2 separate regions of the Homo sapiens genome follow, and region 1 is linked to region 2. The links are chromatin loops, found by intact Hi-C in ENCODE. Cell type or tissue: Caco-2. All regions are shown on one strand. Links, peaks and the distances in the headings refer to the core of each region. The heading gives the core; the rest is flanking DNA.

What was found. Peaks named below come from ENCODE experiments on the same cell type or tissue, not always from the same donor. Only the 100,000 strongest peaks of a DNase experiment are listed, where the experiment ranks them.
Region 1: it touches region 2 in a loop (4-fold over the local background); 2 of 110 quality-filtered maps call a loop at or near these places.

Annotation. Positions count from the first base shown.
Region 1 is chr14:75,371,596-75,381,804 of GRCh38, reverse strand. No RefSeq gene overlaps it. Among named protein-coding and RNA genes, the nearest start is that of JDP2-AS1, 51 kb to the left of the region's middle. In Caco-2, for the core only: no CTCF peak of the experiment used is centred there; a DNase peak (open chromatin) is centred at 6,724.
Region 2 is chr14:75,447,114-75,457,799 of GRCh38, reverse strand. All of the region lies in intron 2 of JDP2 (Jun dimerization protein 2), which reads right to left. Among named protein-coding and RNA genes, the nearest start is that of JDP2, 24 kb to the right of the region's middle. RefSeq lists enhancers at 4,259-4,772, 4,773-5,288, 5,289-5,803. In Caco-2, for the core only: no CTCF peak of the experiment used is centred there; DNase peaks (open chromatin) are centred at 4,579 and 7,184.

The DNA.
Region 1 (10,209 bases), core at 3,713-8,712, 77 kb after region 2:
ACATTCTGGGTAGATTTTTAAATGGTTGCTTTTCCTCTACCCCTGCTAGAGCCACAGGGAACTCTTTCTTGGCTCTCATTGTGAGAACTTACAGAGTTCCTGGAGGTAAAACCCTCAAGAGTGTGGGTGGTACCTAAGGTTGTGGCCCTCCTAGACTTTTTCACTCTCCTGGTGGTCCACGCTCAACCTCCAGCGATTCATCAAATTAGCATTTAAGCGTTCCTACCAATTTATGGCTCCAGCAGCTTCTGCTCCGGATAAGCTCATCTGAGCTGTGTTTTTCTGTATTTGTCTGTCTCTCCATATTTCAAGGTAGTGATTTGTCCTGAAACCTCAATTCTTTGATGGGTCCAAGAAAAGTCACTGATTTTCCATTGTCCGTTTTTTTTCTTGTTATAAGGACAGAAATGACAATGTCCAAGTTCTTTACATGCTAGAGCTGAATCCAGAAGTCTATTGTTTTCTTTTATGTTTCAGTAAAATTATACAAAATTCAAAATACACAGCCATCTGAACCCACTTAGTGTGAGGTCAAGGCATCCTATATACAAGATTATAAGGGCAACAGAATACTATAGTAGGCACCCTAACTCATCAAGAAAAGGCTAAATCACGTTCCAAATACTTTACTAAACAAAGCAAAGAAGTATGTATACATTTTCTAAAGCTCATCAAAATGATTTAACTTTAAGTTTGAGCACCCAAGGATTAAACCTTTTAATCCTTTGGCACAACTCATCCTTTTGGAGTTCCAAAAAGCTGAAGTTTTACCACACAGGCTCAAAATAGCTGAGTAAAAATATTCTAAATCAGGCTGTAGTCGTCTTTTCTTTTCTCAGTTATTAAGAAAACAGCTACACTTTAGAAATTTATAGATAAATCGGCCTCCATGTAAATGGACTCTGGGCCAGATTCCTTCCAGTGTCATGAGGTCAGGGCCACAGTACATTCCCAAAGGGAGAGGCATTCAGCTCTGCTGTGACCTGGAAATCTCCACTTGGCTCCTTCTGTCTCTAGCAAGAAAAGCTGGACTCTCAGAATACCCCCAGCTACCCTGAAAGCTGGGATGGCTGAAATAAAGGTGCCATACTCATGTGCTAATGAATAAATGAAGCTGCCTAGTGGAATGAGGTTGTAGGGGGTGCTGAAAAAGCTTCTTTCTCTCTTCTCTTAAAAAAGTTGGTCTTTCTTTTTGTGAGTGGGTGCACGCGCACGCACACACACACACACGCACCAGGCCTCTAACCTAAAAAAAACTCTTTACTTTCCAACTGTCTCAAATTACTCAAGATAATATTCCCTTCTCTGAGATCTCAGAATATTCAGGTTCTATCTTGATTTCTGCTCTTCGCCTTCTGGAATCCAACCCCCTTTCTCAAAACTCAGGTTCTTTATGGGTCTCACTTCTGTGGCATTCCTCACTTTTGGCCTGTCACAATTTGTCCTAACCTGTCGTGTGCTGCTATAACAGAATACCACAGACTAGGTAATTTATAAGAAACATAGCCTTATATTTTACAGTTCTGGAGTCTGAGAAGTCCAAGATCAAGGGGCCTACATCTGGTAAGGTGTATGGTGGGCGCACCTGAGAGCAATAATGTCACTTAAGCATAACCTGAAGACAACCTGTGGTCTGAGAAGAATGTGTGTTCAGAGTTCTGAGCTGAAGAATCCAGGAGTGGCCAATGCAGAGATTTGCTCCTTATCTGAGGAGGACATCTGAGCCTCTGGCCCATCCCTTGGAACACAGGCCATACAGGGGATTGAGGCCCTGTGCTTTGGGTCAGATGGAGGTTGCTAGGTGGAGGTTGATAAGTGAAAATGCCATATAAACTGCATTCTTTCTACAAACTGTAGCAGCCTTCCCATCCAGCCTGCCACCACTGGACTGCCCCATATGTAAGTCCCCCCAGTAAACCCTCATTTGCTGGCTCCAGGACTTTTTTTTTTTTTTTTCCTCTCAGACAAAGTGCCATCCCTATTGGAATCAACAGGGGTCCGGCACTACACAAAGGAGCTTCATGAAGCATCACCTAATGGCAGAAGGCAGAAGGGCAAAAGAGCACATATGCATGAGAGAGAGAGGGAGAGGGAGAGAAAGAAGTGGGAGAAACTCATCCTTTTATCAGAAACCCATTCCTGAAATAACTAACCCATTCTCAAAGATAACTGTGTTAATCCATTAGTGAGGGCAGAGTCCTGCGGGCTGGAGCTGTATGCCAGTGGCCCTAGAGTTCTGGGATCTCAGGGCTGCCCACTCTGCAGTTCCACTGAGCATTGCCCTGAGGTCCCCAGCAGCCTTGCTCCTAAGGATTCACTGAGCATTGCCCTAGCGGGGGCTCTGCAGTGGCTCCGCCCTGCACTGAGTCCCTGCCTGGGCCCTCATACTGTCTAAAACATCCTTTGAAGTCTAGATGGAGACTGCTATGGGCCCATAGCTCTTGCATTCTGCACACCTGCAGAATCAGCTGCCACCAAGGTTTACAGTTTGTATGTTTCAGAGCAGTGGTTGAGCCACATCTGGGGCCACCACTTGATTCACAGCTGGAGCAGCTGAGCACTGCACCAGAGTATGGGAAGCAGAGACTCAAGGTGGTACAGGGTAGCAAATGCTTTGGAAAACTTGCCCTCAAGGTTGTACCTTGCTCTCTCTCACCACTTCTTCACCATTCTGCCATGGGATGATGCAGTGAGAAGGCCCTCACCAGATACCAGCCCCTCAGTCTTGGACTTCTCAGCCTCAGGAACAATGAGCCAATGAGTTCTTCTTTATTATAAATTTCCCAGTCTCGGGTATAGCCACACAAAATATATTAAGACAGAAAACTGGTACTGAGAAGCAGGGTGTTGCTATAACAAATACCTAAAAATATAGAAGCAGCTTTAGAAGAAGCCCCATATGTGGCTCAACCACTGCTCTGAAATGCCTTCAGGGTCATTCTCCCACTGTCTCGATAAATAGAACCTGGCTTCCCTCTACCCATATTAATCTCTTTAGAAAATGCTTGCTTGGCCATATCCTTCATATTCTCTCCCAGACACACTTTTTAATTCTTTACCTGGCCAGCTTGACAGTTTCCCAAATCTTTCCATTCTGTTGCCCTTTTAATTATGCATTCTGTCTAAATCATTTCTCCCTTCTCTCGTTTTATTGTAAGCAGCCAAAAGAAGCCCTGCAACACCCTGGACACTTTGCTGCTTGGGTATTTCTTCTGCCGGGTATCCTAGTTCATTGCTCTTAATTTCTGCCTTCCTCAAAGTCCTAGGACACTGACACAATTCAGCCAAGTTTGGTTTTTTTTTTTCAACTGTATAACAAGAATGGCCTTTATTCCAGTTTCCAACACCTTGTCCCTCATTTCCATCAGAGACCCCATCAGGATGGCCTTTATTGTCCATACTTCTAGCAACATTCTGATCACAACCACTTAAGTAAAATCCCTAAGGATATTTAGGCTCTCCCTGCAGCTCTCCTCTTCTGAGCCCTCATGAGAATCACCCTTAAAGCTCCGTTCGTGGCAATCTAGGCTTTTTCTAGACCATTCCTTCCAATTATTTCAGCCTCTACTCATTACGCACTTCTAAAGCTGCTTCTATATTTTTAGGTATTTGTTATAGCAACACCCTGCTTCTCAGTACCAGTTTTCTGTCTTAATATATTTTGTATGGCTATACCTGAGACTGGGTAATTTATAGTAAAGAGGAACTTACTGGCTCATTGTTCCTGAGGCTGAGGGCTGGTATCTGGTGAGGGCCTTCTCACTGCATCATCCCATGGCAGAAGGGCGAAAAAAGGGGCGAGAGAGAGCAAGAGATTGAATTCACAGTCTCAAGCCCTTTTATGATCAGTATTAACACATTCATGAAGGCAAAGTCCTCATGACCTAATCACCTCTTAAAAGTCCCACCTCTCGACACTGTTGCATTGGGGATTAAGTTTCCAACACATAAACTCTGGGGGACACATTCAAACCATAGCAATATTTTCTCTCTTCTAGACTAAAGGACCTTAAGAGCAGGGCCCATGTCTTATTCCTCTTAACTCTTCCATCTCCCAAGATCCTGATATGTACGATGCCTCACCCAAACACACTTGGCAAGTGCTTATTGTGTTCACTTATTGTTCTAATAATAATAAACAGATAACACATATTGAGTTCTTACCATGTGACAGACACTCTTCTAGGTACTTCACATGTATTAATTCATTTAATCCTCCTAATATCCCTAATATTGTCCCCATTTTACAGATGAGGAAACTGGTACACAATTTGGTAACTTTCCCCAGGTCACAAAGCCAATACCTCATGGCAGAGCTAATATTTGAATCTGGGTCTATATCTGGTTCCATTGACTATCTTCTAAATCACTTGGCTGTATTGCTTTCCCGATGCACATAAGACCCTGAAATGATTTATCAACTTAGTCCATGCAAAGCTATCCTTTAGTGTCTTAGCAACAGAATATTGGCAGTGATATAAGACAGTTTTCACTTTCCAACAGGTTTTTGTTTGTAACTACAACTGCATTAAAAATGAGTTCTATAGTTTTTGTTCCCACCCAAGCAGTCCTTGCACCATCTTTGTAGTTGCACTCAGGCACGTGTGGAAGAGATAACAGAGGTGGGGAGTTTCATTTGACTCCTTTTCAAATTTGAGATCCAGGAGGAATAGTGTAGACTTACGACACTGGTGAAAAGCAAAAATATTGTGTTAGTCTGTTGGCATTGCCATAAAGAAGTACCTGAGGCTGGGTAATTCATAAAGAAAAGAGGCCAGGCGCAGTGGCTCACACCTGTAATCCCAGCTCTTTGGGAGGCCAAGGCAGGCGGATCACCCGAGGTCAGAAGTTCAAGACCAGCCTGACCAACATGGTAAAACCTCATCTCTACTAAAAATACAAAAATTAGCTAGGGATGGTGGCATGCACCTGTAATCCCAGCTACTTGGGAAGTGGAGGCACGAGAATTGTTTGAACCTGGGAGGTGGAGGTTGCAGTGAGCCGAGATCTCGCCATTGCACTCCAGCCTGGGTGACAGAGTGAGACTCTGTCTCAAACGAAAGAAAGAAGGAAAGGAAGGAAGGAAGGAAGAGAGAGAGAGAGAAAGAAAGAGAGAAAGAAGAAAGAAAGAAAGAAAGAGAGAAAGAAGAAAGAAAGAAAGGAAGAAAGAAAGAAAAAAAGACAGAAAGAAAAGAAAAGAAAGAAAAGAGTTTTAATTGGCTCACAGTTCTGCAGGCTATACAGGCACAGTGCCAGCATTTGCTTGGCTTCTCATGAGACCTCAGGAAGCTTACAATCATGGTGGAAGGTGAAGAGGGAGGGGGCATATCACATGACGAGAGGGAGTGCAAGAGAGAGAGGGAGAAGTTGCCAGGCTCTTTCAAACAACCAGCTTTCACATGCAGTACCAGTATCATGGGGGTGGTCCCAAGCCATTCATAAGGGGTCCATGCCCATGACCCAAACACCTCCACCAGGCCCACCTCCAACATTAGAGGTTATATTTCAACATGAGATTTGGAGGGAACACACATCCAAACCATATCAAACATCATCCTAACCTGTGACTCAGAACACTTCTCATCTCACTTTCTAGCTGTCGAGACATGGGCCCCATGGCGGTTTCTCTTTGTGTGGGCCTCTGAGTCCTAATCTATCCAAAGGCCCTGAAAGTCACTATCTGGAGCACACCAAAGCAACATTCCTTGGGGCTGCTCTTTGTCTTCTACTACAGGACTAGGAGAGGGGATTGGCAGCCAGGGCGAACAAGCCACACTAGAGGAGGCTCTAGCTTACCACTGTCTCCTCTAGGAGTCCTGTAGGTTTCCAAGCCCTGCTCTAGAGTGGCGCTTCTCAGACTTCAACATGCATGTGAACTACTTGGGTATCTTGTTAAGATGGAAATTATGTAGGTCTGGGGTAATGACTAAGATTCTACCTTTCTAACGAGCTCCCAGGGGATGCCAGTGCTACTGGTCCATGAACCACACTTTGAGCAACAAGACCCTGGATTATCTGAATCTGTTCTAGCCACTTAGCACTTTAATAAGCACATTGAGGCTTCAGGTATAGAAACAGCCTCAAGTTTTAGCTTTGATGGTGTTAGCAGCAATGGTGATAATGGAGGATTTGGGGGAGAAAATTCTGTCTCAGGCACCTCGCTCCTCCACTCCTCTTCCACTCAGGCATTGGCAATGGCAGTGGTGGTGGTGGTGGCATGGTGATGATAATGGTGCTGATGATGGTGGAGATGGTAGTTATGGTATAGGTGTTGATGGTGGTGGTGGTGATGGTGATGGTAGTAGTAATGGTTGTGATGGTGATGGTGATAGTGATGGCGTTTGTGGCAATGGCAGTGCTAGAGGTAGAAGCAGTGGTGATAATAATTAGTATGTTATATCATGTATGGCCTTAAAGTTATCAAAGCATTTTTCCACATTTTTTTCATGGTAGAAAAGAAAAAGAACAGGATTCACAGTCAGAAGACATGCGTTTGAGATACAGCTCTACCACCTTCTGGTTTTGTGATCCTTGGCAAATAACATTATCTCTCTGCATTTCCCTTATCTATAAAGTGGGGTAATAATATCTCCCAGTATTGTTCTGAGGCTTACATGAGCTAGCTCTTAGCAAGGGTTTCTATACCACAAATATGCAGAGTTTCCAGATTCTGATCTTGATCAGGTGCCTGGCTAAGGAGAAAGGGGCTCTCAGGGCAAGAAAACATGACATGCAAGCAAAGCCTGTGGTGGAAGGTGGGCAGAACCAGGTGTATTAGTCAGGGTTCTCCAGAGGGACAGAACTAATAGGAAAGATGTATATATGAGGAGGGATTTATTAAGGGTATTGACTCACATAATCATAAGACCCACAATAGGCCGTCTGTAAGCTGAAGAGCAAGAAAGTTAGTCCAAGTCCCAAGCCCGTGAGCTCCTGGAAAACCACTGGTATAAGTTCCAAAGTCCAAAAGCTAAAGAACTTAGACATTTGAGGGCAGAAAGTATCCAGCATGGGAGAAAGATGAAGGCCAGAAGACTCCACAAGTCTGCTCTTTTCTTCTGCCTACTTTATTCTAGCCACGCTGGCAGTTGATTAGATGGTGCCCACCCAGATTGAGGGTGGGTCTGCCTCTCCCAGTCCACTGACTCAACTGTTAATCTCCTTTGGCAACACCCTCACAGACACACCGGGAACAATACTTTGCATCCTTCAAACCAATCAAGTTGACACTCAATATTAGCCATCACACCAGGATGGCCCCTGACCTACAGGCTGATCACTTTGTTTTAAGCTGCGCCATCATCAGTTGGCTCTGTGGAGCTAATTGCTGCCTTCCTTTTGTCCTTTTATTGAAGGCTGCACATTTCCAGAAAGAAAGGCCATGGCTGGTGTAAGGAAAAGGATCTCTGAATGTGGAGGGGGAGGTCTGGAGTCTAGCCTCAGCGCAGCCACTATCTCTGTAGATAATAGGGGCCAATATCCTCCCCCTTCCTCCTCCCCACTCCCACTCCAGTGAAATAAAAGGGTTGGACTGGCTATCTCTGATGACCCTTCCATTGCAAAAACTTGTGGGGGTGGGTGGGCTCCCTGGACAGCCTTCCTCCAGGATAGGGGAGACAGCACAAAATTCTAATTAGAAGGTTGGGGTCCCAAGACCCTATAGCCTGTCTTGGTTCACTCCAACGCTGGATCTGGCCAGGGATAAAGAGAACCTAGTCTGTGGGCAATGCCAGGCTTCAGGCAGTACCCACAGCCCCTCAGCCCCACAGTGTCACATTGGCAATGCTTGATTTTGAAAAGGTCCAGGGAGAAACTTATTGATAGAGGCTGGAAGTTGGTTGGCCACATTAAGAACTCAGCCTCCCCTTCACTTCATCCTACTAGCTACAAAAGGAGCTTTGTCTGCCATTGGGCAGCCAGTCCAGGATGTGACCACCAGATGGAACTCAGTCTGTAATAGGCAGCAATGGCTGCACAGAAACACGTGACTCCAAGCACTGCATCCCCAGTGCTGGAAGCCCTCTGCATCCATCCAGGTCTGGGTAGCTGGGGCTAGCTTGGCTCTGAAGAGCCAGGGGCCTGGGATGAGCACAAGCTCAGGCCACCCTTCTTTTCCCATGACTCCTATGCTCATCCTGAAAATGAACAGAAATTGCTAGGAATGCAGCTGGGTGAGCTAAGGGATTTTCCTTTTCCTGTGATTCCCTCTCACATAATATTCAAGGAGCTGTCCAGGTTATTACCTGGGTTAGGAGAGAATATGTCTAAGAATATTGTCCTTTGAGTGATAGGGCAGAACCTTGGATTCAGAGCCTGCATCATCTCCCCTTCTTCCCTCTCCCCAACTTCCTGCCTAGCCTGGTGGCTGACCAGGCTCCATCATACCTGAGGGCTAAACTGTGAGGCAGAGAAAATTCTGTCTCAGACACCTCACTGCTCCGCGGGCCCTCTTCAACTAGACTTCCAGGACCATCTCAATCTCCTCCTATACCATTCCCACCTACACACCCAGCTGCTCACTCTTTCTAGCCTCAGAGGCTCCTGCCTCCTGCTCTCAGCAGGACCTCATGGTTGAAAAGTGATCTGTATGCCAATATAAACTAGTTGTGATTTCCTCATGGGCAGGGATTATGCCTTTCCTCTCTGTGTCCCCAAGCCCTCCACGGTGCCTGGCACCCCAGAGTCATGTAATAAGTTTGTAGAATCTCTGATAGAATGAATAAACACTGAGTGAGTAAGTGAATGAATGCTAGTGTTAAAAATAAGTTATATGGGCCGGGCGTGGAGGCTCATGCCTGTAATCCCAGCACTTTGGGAGCCCAAGGCAGGTTGATCACCTGAGGTCAGGAGTTCAAGACCACAACATAGCAAAATGCCATTTCTATTAAAAATGCAAAAATTAGCCGGGCATGGTGGTGCACATCTGTAGTCCCAACTACTCCGGAGGCTGAGGCAGGAGAATTGCTTGAACTGGGGAGGCAGAGGTTGCAGTGAGCAGAGATCGTGCCACTGCACTCCAGCCTTCCAGCCTGGATGACAGAGCGAGACTCTGTCTCAAAAAAGAAAAAAAAAAAGTTATAAAGAGGAGGAGAGGCAGAAAGAAAAAAAAATCATACTTAATGAGATACTTCTCCCAGCGGTATGTGCAATTTGTTCCTTTAACTTAATCCCAATGGCACAGCATTTTCCCAGTGGTTGTAAGAGCTCACCAAGTAGGTGACTTCCCTAAAAGTAAATTTTCCTTTACTTCCCTGTGTGGGGTAAGCGTAGGGGGCTGTTTCTGGGAGAGGAAAGCTGCACAGGCAAGACAGGAAGGAAGCAGTAATTTTTTGGCCCTCTGGAAACGTTGCCTAAAGGCATCTTGGATTCAGCCCAGCCTGCAAAAAGAGAATCATTCAACACTGTGGGCGCCCCAGCTGCAGAGAAGCATTGAAAGAGTTTGGTCCATCCACAGGCAAGCGGCCAGGTCTGTGGCCGCAGCAAATGAAATACTCAGTAGAGAGGATAAAAGCCAGAGGAGAGATGGAAAGTGCTCATACCTGGAGATCAGAGAAGGGCGTACCATGGAGGGAGCAGGTGAGAAGGGAAATAGAGTTTGGATACACACATATTACGGGAAAGCCTTTCCAGGCAGGGGAAACAGAGAGAATCAAGGCCTGGACAACCAGAAGATACAGATGTGCTGGGCGAAGAGTTTGGCAGGGCACAAGGTACCTGAAGTAATAGGAAACAAATCCGGAAAGGTCAGGTGGGATCCAATTATGGAGGGCTTTGGGTCATGCCAAAGAATTTGAACTTTATTCCATAGGCAATGGGAGCATTCTTTATTTATTTTATTATTATTATTATTATTATTATTATTATTATTATTATTATTATTATTATTTTAGACTGGGTCTTGCTCTGTTGCCCAGGCTGGGATGCAGTGGCACGATCTTGGCTCACTGCAACCTTCACCTCTCACGTTCAAGCGATTCTCCTGCCTCAGCCTCCCGAGTAGCTGGGATTACAGGCACCCACCACCACACCTGGCTAATTTTTGTATTTTTGGTAGAGATGGGGTTTTGCCATGTTGCCCAGGTTGCAATGGGAGCATTCTAAGATCTCTTAGCAGAAGAGTGGCTTAATTAGGGAAATAAATCAAAATTTGCTCAACACCAAGGGCTAGGCACTCTACAAATGTTATCAAATGTAATTTTCACAGTACTC
Region 2 (10,686 bases), core at 2,507-7,506:
AGAAGCACACTGGCTGAAGGCAGAGTTTAGATTTGGGGGCACAGGCCCCTGACAGCTATGGCAAGTCTGCATGAGCCCTAAGCAGGCCAGGAAAAAACTTAGGGTGTGTGCTGAGGCCTAGAGCCCCCAGTTCCACAGCCACCACCAGCTTCCAAGCCCAGCCCCAGGCCTTTCCTGCACCCATGCCCCCAACCTTGGCTGGTATCTCCCAATGAGGCAAGATGTGATCCCAAAGCCCCATCCTCATACCTTCCCCATTGAAACTGTGCTGCATCACCCCTAAATCCTCGCACTGCTATTTAAGAGCTGCCCAGAGGTGTAGAAAACAGCTGTTAAGGCCCTACCAGAAACAAGACAGGCATTTGGCAGATCCCCTCTGCCTTCATGCCCCACAGCTAACATGGCCTGTGCCATCTGTACCCCTAGACAGGGACCACTTGGAGACTCTCCCCAGCCCTTCTTGGGGCTCCTTCGTCCCCAGAGTCAGGGCTGCTGCCTCCTCCTTCCTGGTGCTTCTTGAATTCTCTAAAGCATTTGCCCATGTGTGGGAGAAAGACGGCAGAGAGTATTTGTACCACACATGGCTCTGACATCTGAAACCAGAACCCCAAACTGGGTGATAATGATTTGTTTCCGCAGATACAGCTGGAAGAACCAGGATGTTTGAAGAGGAGGCAGCTTGACGCTCAATACATTTAAAGAACCATGAGATGCGGGCTGAGGGTGGGAGGGGAGCATGCTTTTCCCTGTTCTCAAACTTAGTGTTGGCTCTGTTTTCCTGCAGTTTCCCAGGAAGGCCCAAGGGCAAGGCCATCCGGGTCCTGGCAGTGAGGGGTACTGCTGTGCCACACTTCACATTGGATGGAGAGACCTGGGGACTCAGGACCAAGAGGGCCCTCGTGCAGAGCAGCCCCGCCTCACCCAGACCCCTCCTCAGACAGCCTGCTCTCAAGCCCCTGCCACAGCTGACTGGACGAGGCATGAATGGCTGAGCCGAGCTGTACTCACTCTCCTGGAATTTTAAATTGGACAGGGAGATCCTGAGTGCTGGACTGAGGGGTCATGCAGGGCCGGGCAACCAACTTCACCCCCAGGCACAGGGAGGCAGGAAGATCGGGCTGTGAAGTTTAGGGTGAGCAGAGACCAGAGACCACGTACCAAGAGAGAAACAACCACTCAGCTCCAAGACGGGGTCAGGGAGACAAAGAAACAGGCAAAGAGAGGGAAAGGGGGATGGAGAGAAAAGCCGGGCCTGGAGCAGGGGAAAGCAGGTGGGGTGCCCAAGGCACACATTTAAGCAAGTGCAGGGTCAGCACCAAAGAGGAAGCACCTCCCTACATGCCACGCCCCCGGGCACCTCACCCAGGCTTGCTCACCTCACCAGGCCCTGAGACAGAGCACTCCCGACAAACAGGCAGACAGACAGAGACAGTGGGACAGAGAAACACACAGAACACGGAGATGAAGAAGGGGAGAGAGAGACACAGAGGCAGTGCCACAGGGAGAGAAACATGCAGAGATGTGGACAGAAGCCAACGGCACAGACAGAGGAACAATCAACAGAAGACACACAGAGAAAGACGCTGTCTTGGTCCTCTTGATGCCACCCTGGTGAGGACTGACTATGCTCCTTGTCATTGGGACTATGAATCTGTCAAAATTCCTCCCTTGGCTTGAAGGGAGTTTGAGAAGGTTTCTGCCACATGCCACTGAAAGATGCCTGGGACACCAAGCTTCTACCCTTGGAGGTCAGGTGATGCCAGGGGCTAATGGAGGAGCTGAAGATGGTCCCCAGTGACCAGGGGTGAAATCCCACCCTCAGCAACATTCCTAAAACCGCTGAGAAAGCAGCAGAGCCTGGATGCGGAAGGGCCCTTAAGCAGCCGCCAATAAAAGGCAGAGGTGGGTCACCTCGGTCGGTACCAAAGCCCCTGGACTAGGGGATCCCAGCAGGAAACAGGGGTTTATTTAAAGGAAATTAATGAGGGAACTACTTACAGGGGGTGGACAGAGCTTAGGGAACCCGGGACCAGCAGCAGTGGAGTCACGAACACCTCCGGCCTGAGGCTAGGGTCAGGAGTGATGATTGGAACCCAGGGAGAGCTGTCACTTAGCCATGGCAGAGGGTCACCAGACAGGAGCTGTGCTCTTTGGTAGAGGAACACACCACTGCCCAATGGGTGCCCAGCAGGGAGGGATCAGGGGAATGAATATCCCAAATTCTTTTCTAAGGCTGGTACCTCCTAATGGCCAAGTTCAACCAGAAGCCAGAGTGGAAGGACTCCTGGGTAATGTGGTCCATTGAGATGAGCCACCTGGGGCACAGAGCAGGGTAAAACGGGAATGGATCTGATAGGCAAACAAGACTATCTCGTGTATGAATCTATCTCTGTGATTTACATAAGTCCACCCCCAGTCCTGGACCCAGTCACGGCCTGCAGGCAGGAGTCAATGACAGCAACAGTTGAGAGATTCCTACAGGGCTCGTGGTCATCCCCACAGCGAGCACTTCCTGGACGTTTGCCAGGAGTCAGGCACTGTGGAGTGTGGTTGGCCAACAGCACAATCAGCCTCACCCAAGCTCTTGTTAGAAATGCAGTCTTGAAGGCCACCCAGACCTACTGAATCAGGATCTGTATGCAGTACATGCGCACGCAGATTTGTGTGCCCAGAGAAGTTTGCCCTGGAGCCGATTAAGGACTCACACAGTCCATTTAGCAGGTTGTCATGATTCCACCTGCAAAATACATCTCTAAGGTGTCCACCACATTCTCCATCCCTGCTGCCTCCAGCCTGGTCCAAGCCCTCGTCGCCTCTGCACTGGACGGCTGCAGTGGCTCCAAAGGGCTCTCCCTTGGCTAAAACACAAGTCAGCTCCTCTGCTTGCAACCCTCCAACAGCTTCCAACACATGTGGCCCACAGAACCGAGAAAACCTGGCTCCTCCTGCCTCTCTGACCTTCCACTACATCGCCCTCCTCTACCCCTCAACTCCAACAATGGGCCTTCTTCCTCTCCCTCAAAACGACAAGTTCTTCCCTGTCCCCCGGGTTTGTACTTGCTGCTCCTTCTTGACGTCTTTACTGACCACCCCAAACTAAAAGCCCTGTCCTGTTACTATCTCCCTGTGTATTTCCTTCAAGGTGCATTCACTAACAGCACTTATCTTTTTCACATGCATGTTTGCCTGCCCGTTGTCAGTTTCCCATGAGAACCTTAATCTATTCATAGTTAATCTATATAAATATCTCAGTCTATCATCACCTTCACCACTGTCACTCAGCCACCAGAGCTGAGCATGGCACAGAATGGGTGTTTATTAACTAAATTAACTACATTTAATTTGCCATCTCAGTAAGTCACCCAGCACAGCTCTATTCAGCTTCCCCACTTTTGCAGATGAGGAAACTAAGAACATCAAGGCTGCGTAGATGCTCAGTGACAGCGCAGGACTCGTATCCAGGTCTTTGGGCCGCAGGGCCTGAGCACGTCCTGCTCTTCAAGGGGTGGGTGGTCTGATCATGATCACTGCCTTTAGAGTTAGAAGTTTTTAACATGTTTTAAAAAACGTTATTGCACAATTTACATGAAGGTGTAACATTCAAGCTCCATGGTTTAAAGGAGGGGACGTCACCAGCTCCTCTCGGGCCTAACCCTCACCCATTTCCGTGTTTCTCAGGCCCCGTCTGCAGGTGGCGCGGCATTTCCACTGTGACAAACAGCAGCCCAGATGTGATTTTGAATTCTGACTTTTCATAAGCGTTTTCAAAAACATAGCTTGCAGGACCCACAGAGAGACAGAATGAGAAAGAGAAATTACATTCTCAACCCAAGGCGCTGAAAATACAGAAACTCTCACATGGACAAAGAAATAAAGGAAGTGATAAGCAAAAATGGACACAAAAGAAAAACCAAAACCCCCAGCACTAACCAGAGTAGCCCAAGTCTGAGGGTTCTGTCTCATACTAAGAATTGTTGCCTGGGCAGACAGAACCAGGCTAATCTGAGACTTGTGGCATCAGAGTTGACAGTGTGAGCTTTGGTTGGTGGGGTTGGGGGGTGGTCTTTAAGACCTGAGTTCCTCCAGAAGCTCTGCTGTAGACCAGCTGTGTGCTCCTGGGCAAGTTACTTGGCCTCTCTGAGCCTCCATTCCTCACTTGTACAGGAAGGTACTGAGCCCTGCCGCACATGGTAGTAATGAGGACTGAGTTCCAGCCCAGAGCCGGGAGCACAGGAAGAGTTCCGTGATGCCAGCTTCCCTGCCTTCCTTCGCAGGCAAGGCGGAGGTGGTGCTATTGCAGCAGCGGCACACTGGCCTGCCTCCGGGCAGAATGCGGCACAGAAAGGAGTACTGCGGAGAGGGAGGAGCAGGCTGGGGAGTTCAGGGCGTGCTGAGTTGTCAGTGAGCAGGCCTGGAGTAACAGCCCCGCAGCCTCCAAATCTAGCCTCAGGCCTCACACAGCCAGCCAGGCCCACCAGGGCCCCCCCTGCATGGAGGAGCCACATTTCAACACCAGGGACCCATGAGCACCCTGGGAAGTAAACACCCAAATACCAAACATACCAGACATTCCCCTACATAAACAGGGCTGCACTAAGCCAGGGGCTGCAGTCCCTCCCCACTCCCCCACCCCCCATCAACAAAGTAGGGCAATTCAGGGACAAGATCTCAGCCTGCCCAGCCGGCTAGGCCCATAGCCTCCTCCCACTCCAGGAGGGAGGAATGAGGAAACCCCAGGGGCCCTCAGCCAACTCCCTTGCTGACCCCCGGCAGCCTGCAGGGGCCAGGCCCTCCCAGCATCCCCCATGGGGCTGAGCTGTTGGAAACTCTCTGCCCTCCTGTCTCTCCCGTCATCTCTTGCCAGGCCTTCTTACTCAGTGGCCAAGGTCTGGGCCTCAGCTGTGAAATATTGAGCTGTTTCAGTGAACAGCGGGCAGGGCTTTAGGAGAAAATTCAAGACAAATGGTCAGTCTAAGGCTGGGGTTGCAGACTCACATCACCTCAGGGGTCAAGCAAGTAACTCACCATTAGTGAGGGGGGAGGGCTGGATGGGGCGGTGGCCACCCCTCCTGCCATGGGAGGGGACACTAGCCCCAGTGGGATGCAGGCTCAGTGCTGCTAATTCTTCCAAGTTTTCAAGAAAATATAAATTTTTGAAGTAAAATCTCCCACTTTTGAATGTCAGCAACAAATTCCATTTTGAAAGGAACACCGCATGAGCCAAACAAAACACATCTGTGGGCTGCACTGGCCCACGGCTGCTGATTTATGACCTCTGGCAGTCAGCTGACCCTAGTGGGCTTGTCCTCAGAAGCCTGGGCTCTGGTCACCACAGTGCCCTGCTCTGTGACCTCGAGTCAATCAGGTCACCTCTCCGGTCCTGGGGCTCATCTTTAATAAGCACAAGTAGCTCCCATTTCTCACTGACCTTCAAACACATCTGCAAGGTGGGTCTCAGGGGCCTTATTTTACAAGTGAGAAAACTGAGGCTCAGCGAGGTGGAGTGTCTGCCCGAGGCTGCCAAGCTGGGAAAAGACAGGGATTGACTCCATTCCATCAGGCTACCTTCCACACGGTGGGCTGGACTAAAATCTCCGCAAAGTCCTTTCCAGCTCTGACTTCTCTGGGTTTTCATTCATCCAGCCTTCAAGGGCAGCGTGGGCCTGATTGAGGGATGTAGGAAGGGTGCCCCCTAATTTCTTATAAGAAGTTTCTTAGCTGGGCACAGTGGTGTACACCAGTAGTCCCAGCCACTCAGGAGGCTGAGGCTGGAGGATTGCTTGAGCCCAGGATGTTGAGACTGCAGTAAGCCATGATTGTGCCACTGCACTCCGGCCTGGGCAACAGAGCAAGACTCTGTCTCGAAAAAAAGAAAAAAGAAGTTTCTGCTTTTACAGACGCTTAGTGCCAGGGGCTCTTGGAAGCACCAAGGCTAATCCCTAGATTTTAGATGAGGAAACTGAGTCCCAGAGAAGGAAATGGCTTGCTCTTCAAGACAGGGATTGGGTCTTCACAGACCAGCCCAGAGGACACTGCTTGGTCCATCCTCCTGGGAGGCTCTGCCTGACTGTGCATCATCCCTCTTTCCTGAATTTTCCATGCCCTGGACCCACTCCCCTGCACCTGCCCATCCTCTGACCTTGCCTTTCCAGTCTCCTGCTATTTCCCATCCCTTCCGGGCTGTTTTCCAGGTCCCATCCTTGGCCTGCTACTCTCCTCACTCGATACGCACGGCCTGTGGATCTCCGTTTGCATCTACTCACGTGGTTTCAGCCACCACCCATACACTAATGCCAACCAAATCTGGATTTGCAGACCCAAATATCCAAGTGCCAGCTGGGCCAGACGCTCAACGTGGATGTCCCTGAGGGCTCACTACCTGCCTCCCCACACCCCCGTCCCTCTTGTTATCTCCAATTTTGATCACGCCAGCCATCCAATTCTAGATTTTAAATCTTCGTCAGATTTGCTCCCCCCATCCACCCCCACTGTCACTTTCCAGGCCCACTGTCTCTCCTTGACCACTGCCCCAGTCCCCCAGGAGGCCTCCAGATCCTGCACAACCATCCTCCATCCCAGCCATCGGAAGGATCTTTCTAAAATGCAAATCTGGCCCAGTTACTGTGCACCTTACCCTCCGGATGAGGCCCAAGCTCCTATGTCAAATGAGGTTGCTGGGACTTGGCCCCACCTGCTGTGGTCTTACCACCTGTTGATCCCAGGGTTCCGCTCTATGCTCCTGAAACACTGAGGTGCCATATACCATACACTTCCCTGGCCTTCATGCCTTTGCCCTGCTGTCCCCTTGGCTTACTTCTCATGTCTCCTGTACATGCAGCTGGAGCATCACCTCCCACTGGAAGCCCTCCCTGATTTTCACACCCTGTAGGCTGAGGAGGTGTCCCTCTGCTCTGAGCGTATCCTGGCCCCTACTGTATTATATTCTATTCACAGTTTCTGACTCCTCCATTAAACTGGGAGTTCCACGAGGGCAAAGTCTGCATCTTGTTGACTTTTTGTGTGCTCAGCACCTTGCGTGGTTAGGGAGGAAGGGAGGCCTGATCCACAGAGCTGGTGACCTGGGCAAGAACCCAGACACTCCTGACTCCAAGTCCAAGGTTCTTTCCACTTCACTTCAGCTGCCCCCAACAGCAGGATGTAATCAAGCACATTCACCTGTGAACAAACCCACACACTGGACGCTGTGCTCACTCAAATCAGCTCAGCCAACCACCAGGTGAAGGCTCTGAACAAGAGCTGGCAGAGGCAATGGCTCCACCTGCCAAGATGAGTCACTCGGCTCCCATGGCTGGGGGCACGGGTGGATAAGCCATTGCCCTGTGTGCACAGCATCTGCAGGAAACAGTGTGGGAAGCAGGGCTGCAAACTAAGCTCCAGCCTTAGATTCTGCAACTGAGAAGACCCAGAGACCCTAGATCCTGGCTGCATCCTCAGGCCAGGAACTCAAGGTCAGAGAAGGGGAATGAGTGTGCCCCGGTCCTGGGTCGGACAGTGACAGGACCAACTGGAAGGCTACTGCTTTCTGGGAAGAGGCAGGGGACACCTTCTGTATGAACTGAAAGCCTGACACCCTACAATCTTTGTGGGGCATCAGAGCCCACAGGTGGATCCTTCCAAACTGACTCCTCAGTCTCCTCGTATCTCAGCCAGATGCAGCATGTCTCTGACCAGGGCCCTCCCAACTCCCCTTGTCCATAGTAAAAACCTTCTTTTGCATTAAGAGAACCCCAAAAACAACAGGCCGCCGAGGTGTGAGGCTGGTTTATATGAACAGAATAGGAAAAGGCCATTCTCTCAAAAACCAGTGGAGAACAGCCCCATTTCCACGGCTAAGAAAAGACAGCATTGTGTTTGGAACAAAGCCTGAGAAAGCCAGCTAGGCAGGGTGACACCCATTTACAGCCGGTTTTGCTAAGGAAAGAGCAAACACTGTTATTACAAAAGTGAGAAAGAATCCAGGAGACACAGGAAAAATCACCTTGGCACAGACAGAAAACCTAACACTGAAGAGAAAAAGAGATGATGATTGCTAGGAAATCCTTTTGCTAGAGAAGAGCTATTTGGGGAAGGATGTCTTTTGCTGAAATATGTCTATTTCAGGCCCATTTCATATTTATGACTTAGTGGGGTCTAGTTTCCCACTAGGCAATCAATCTGTTTTCTTGTCCAATTGACAGTCACTTCAAAAGATGAGAAAAGGAGAGAAATGGTGGCCCCCACAAGACCCTCATCACCCCCAAAAGACTGGTGAGAAGCAGAATGCATCTGGCAGGGAAAAATCTGTCTTCTTCTCAAAGAGTTAATAATACAGCTGAAACTGACTCTTTAACAACAACAAATGGTGTAATATGCCTTGATTACACTGGGTCAAAAATGGAGACAAGAGCTCCTGCAAAATGACTCTATCTACAATTAAATGAAAATGCAGTCGTTGCACAGAATATTTATGAACAAGGCTGTTCTGAAAGTCCCAAGCTGGCCAAAGTAGGAGAACATTTCAAGTTCCATCTTATTAAAGCCTTTGGAAGTCATTTGTCTTTCATCATGAAGGTGAAAAACAAGGTCCTTGGCTTAATTATTCTCTACCAAGGCAGTTCCATTTAATCTGTATGCAGGGTGTGTGGCTAAAACATGCATTTCATCCAATTTCTTTCAAGCACAAGGCACAGATAACAGACAAATCTCCCGGCAAAGGCAACCTCCCCATCAAGAATACTGAACACCAGCTAATATAAACCCTACCGAGGTGAAAGGGCCAAACCGTTCACAGCCAGGGATATCTGGCCCGGAGGATGGAAGAGGGGTTTTACCAAGAGTGATTTATTTAAGGAGATGGATGCAATTTAGGTGCAGAGAGAAGGTATGGAAGGGCTTTGCCACACTGAGGCAGATAGAGTGGGACACAGAGCTCCCCATTGCCAGGGCTATGGAGTGGATCCTCAGTTATCAGACCAGAACTGCTGAGAACTCTGGGTCAGTGGCAGCAAATGAGGGTTCCTTTGGCATGAGAACAGCTTCTCTGATTCTTCCTTCTAAAACAATGAAGGAACCAGCCTATTGACAAGCTCGGCAGCGTAATTAATTGGGAAGTCCCTTAGGGCGTGGACGTGGCAATGTTGAGCATCTCAAGACATGGAAATAACTGGTTTGGAAACGCTAAGGTATTTGCTGATTCAGAAAGCAACCCCTGCCTTACACAGATTCGGGGAACCATAAGCATTAATGAGTATCCAATGGCAGGTGGATCCATCTAGGAAGCTTGAGATAGGTGTTGAGAAAAATGTGGTTTTAGATCCTTTAACCATTCTCAGATAGAATCATGGCCAGTCAGAGCTGGAAGGGGTGACCATGGAGACATGCTCTACATGTGCAGAGAGCATCAGAATCCCCTGGGGGGCTTATTGCATCATGGATTTCTGGGCCCCACCCTTCAGAGAGTGTGCTTCAGTATGTTTAGGGTAAGACCCAAGAATCTGCACTTCTAACAAGCTCCCAGATGCTGACCCCACTTTAAGTAGCATCTATTGGTTTCAGCAACAGAAACATCTTGTTCAAATGATACCACAAAATACTCAACAGGTTAAGGCGGTATATATTTTACTTAAGGGCTTACAATTGCATCATATCCTTATTATAGTCATTCAATGAGAACAAAAAGATGTTTTGGCTGGTGCAAAACCTTTAACTCAGAGGTTATCTGAGATAGTTGCAGGTTTCTGATAATCTCGTATCCAAATTATTCCTGTCTTTTGTTTTTCTTGCGCATTCAGTTTAGTAGTTAGTTACAAATGGTAGGTAGGTGATAGCTAGCTAACTAGCTAGCCGGGCACAGTGGCTCACGCCTGTAATCCCAGCACTTTGGGAGGCCAAGGCAGGTGGATCACTTTGAGCTCAGGAGTTCGAGACCAGCCTGGGCAACATGGCAAAACCCCATCTCTACTAAAAATACAAAAATTAGCCAGGCATGGTGGTACACACCTGTAATCCCAGCTATTCAGGAGGCTGAGCCAGGAGAATCACTTGAACCCCAGAGGCAGAGGTTGCAGTGAGCCGAGATCACGCCACTGCACTCCAGCCTGGGCAATAGTGAGACTCCAACTCAAAAAAAATAAAAAACATAGACAGATAATAGATAGTGCCTCATCAGCTTGCTTTCCACTCTCAGGATGCTCATCAGTTAATGCGAAGTAGCAGGAAGAGCTTTGTGCTGAAGTCTATGTAAAATAGATTAACCTGGCACCAGCTGTCACCTTGGCAGTGCTCTCCAAGGTGTTAGGTCTGATAACTAATAGGTATGAGCATGTGTGTGGATCTTGCCTTTTTTTAATAATAGATAAAATTATGCTTTAAAAAATGAGACCCTGGCAAGTGACTTAATCTTCTGAGCGTCAGCTCTCTAACAACTCATACTACTAACACCACCTCATAGGGTTGTTGGAACAGATCAGAGATGACGTCTACAAAAGAAGTTTGCAAACTATAAAGTGCATTGCTTGTGTATGACTTCTGACCTGAACACAGATGTCCTCGCTCCTTCAAAGAACTGGGCTGGTTTCTTAACTGGATTACCAGGTTTTCAGCTAATGGCTACAGGTTAGAACACCTGCCAGCCCCACTCAGACCAGCTGAATCAGGATCAATATTTTTGAAAGACTTTCCGGGGAA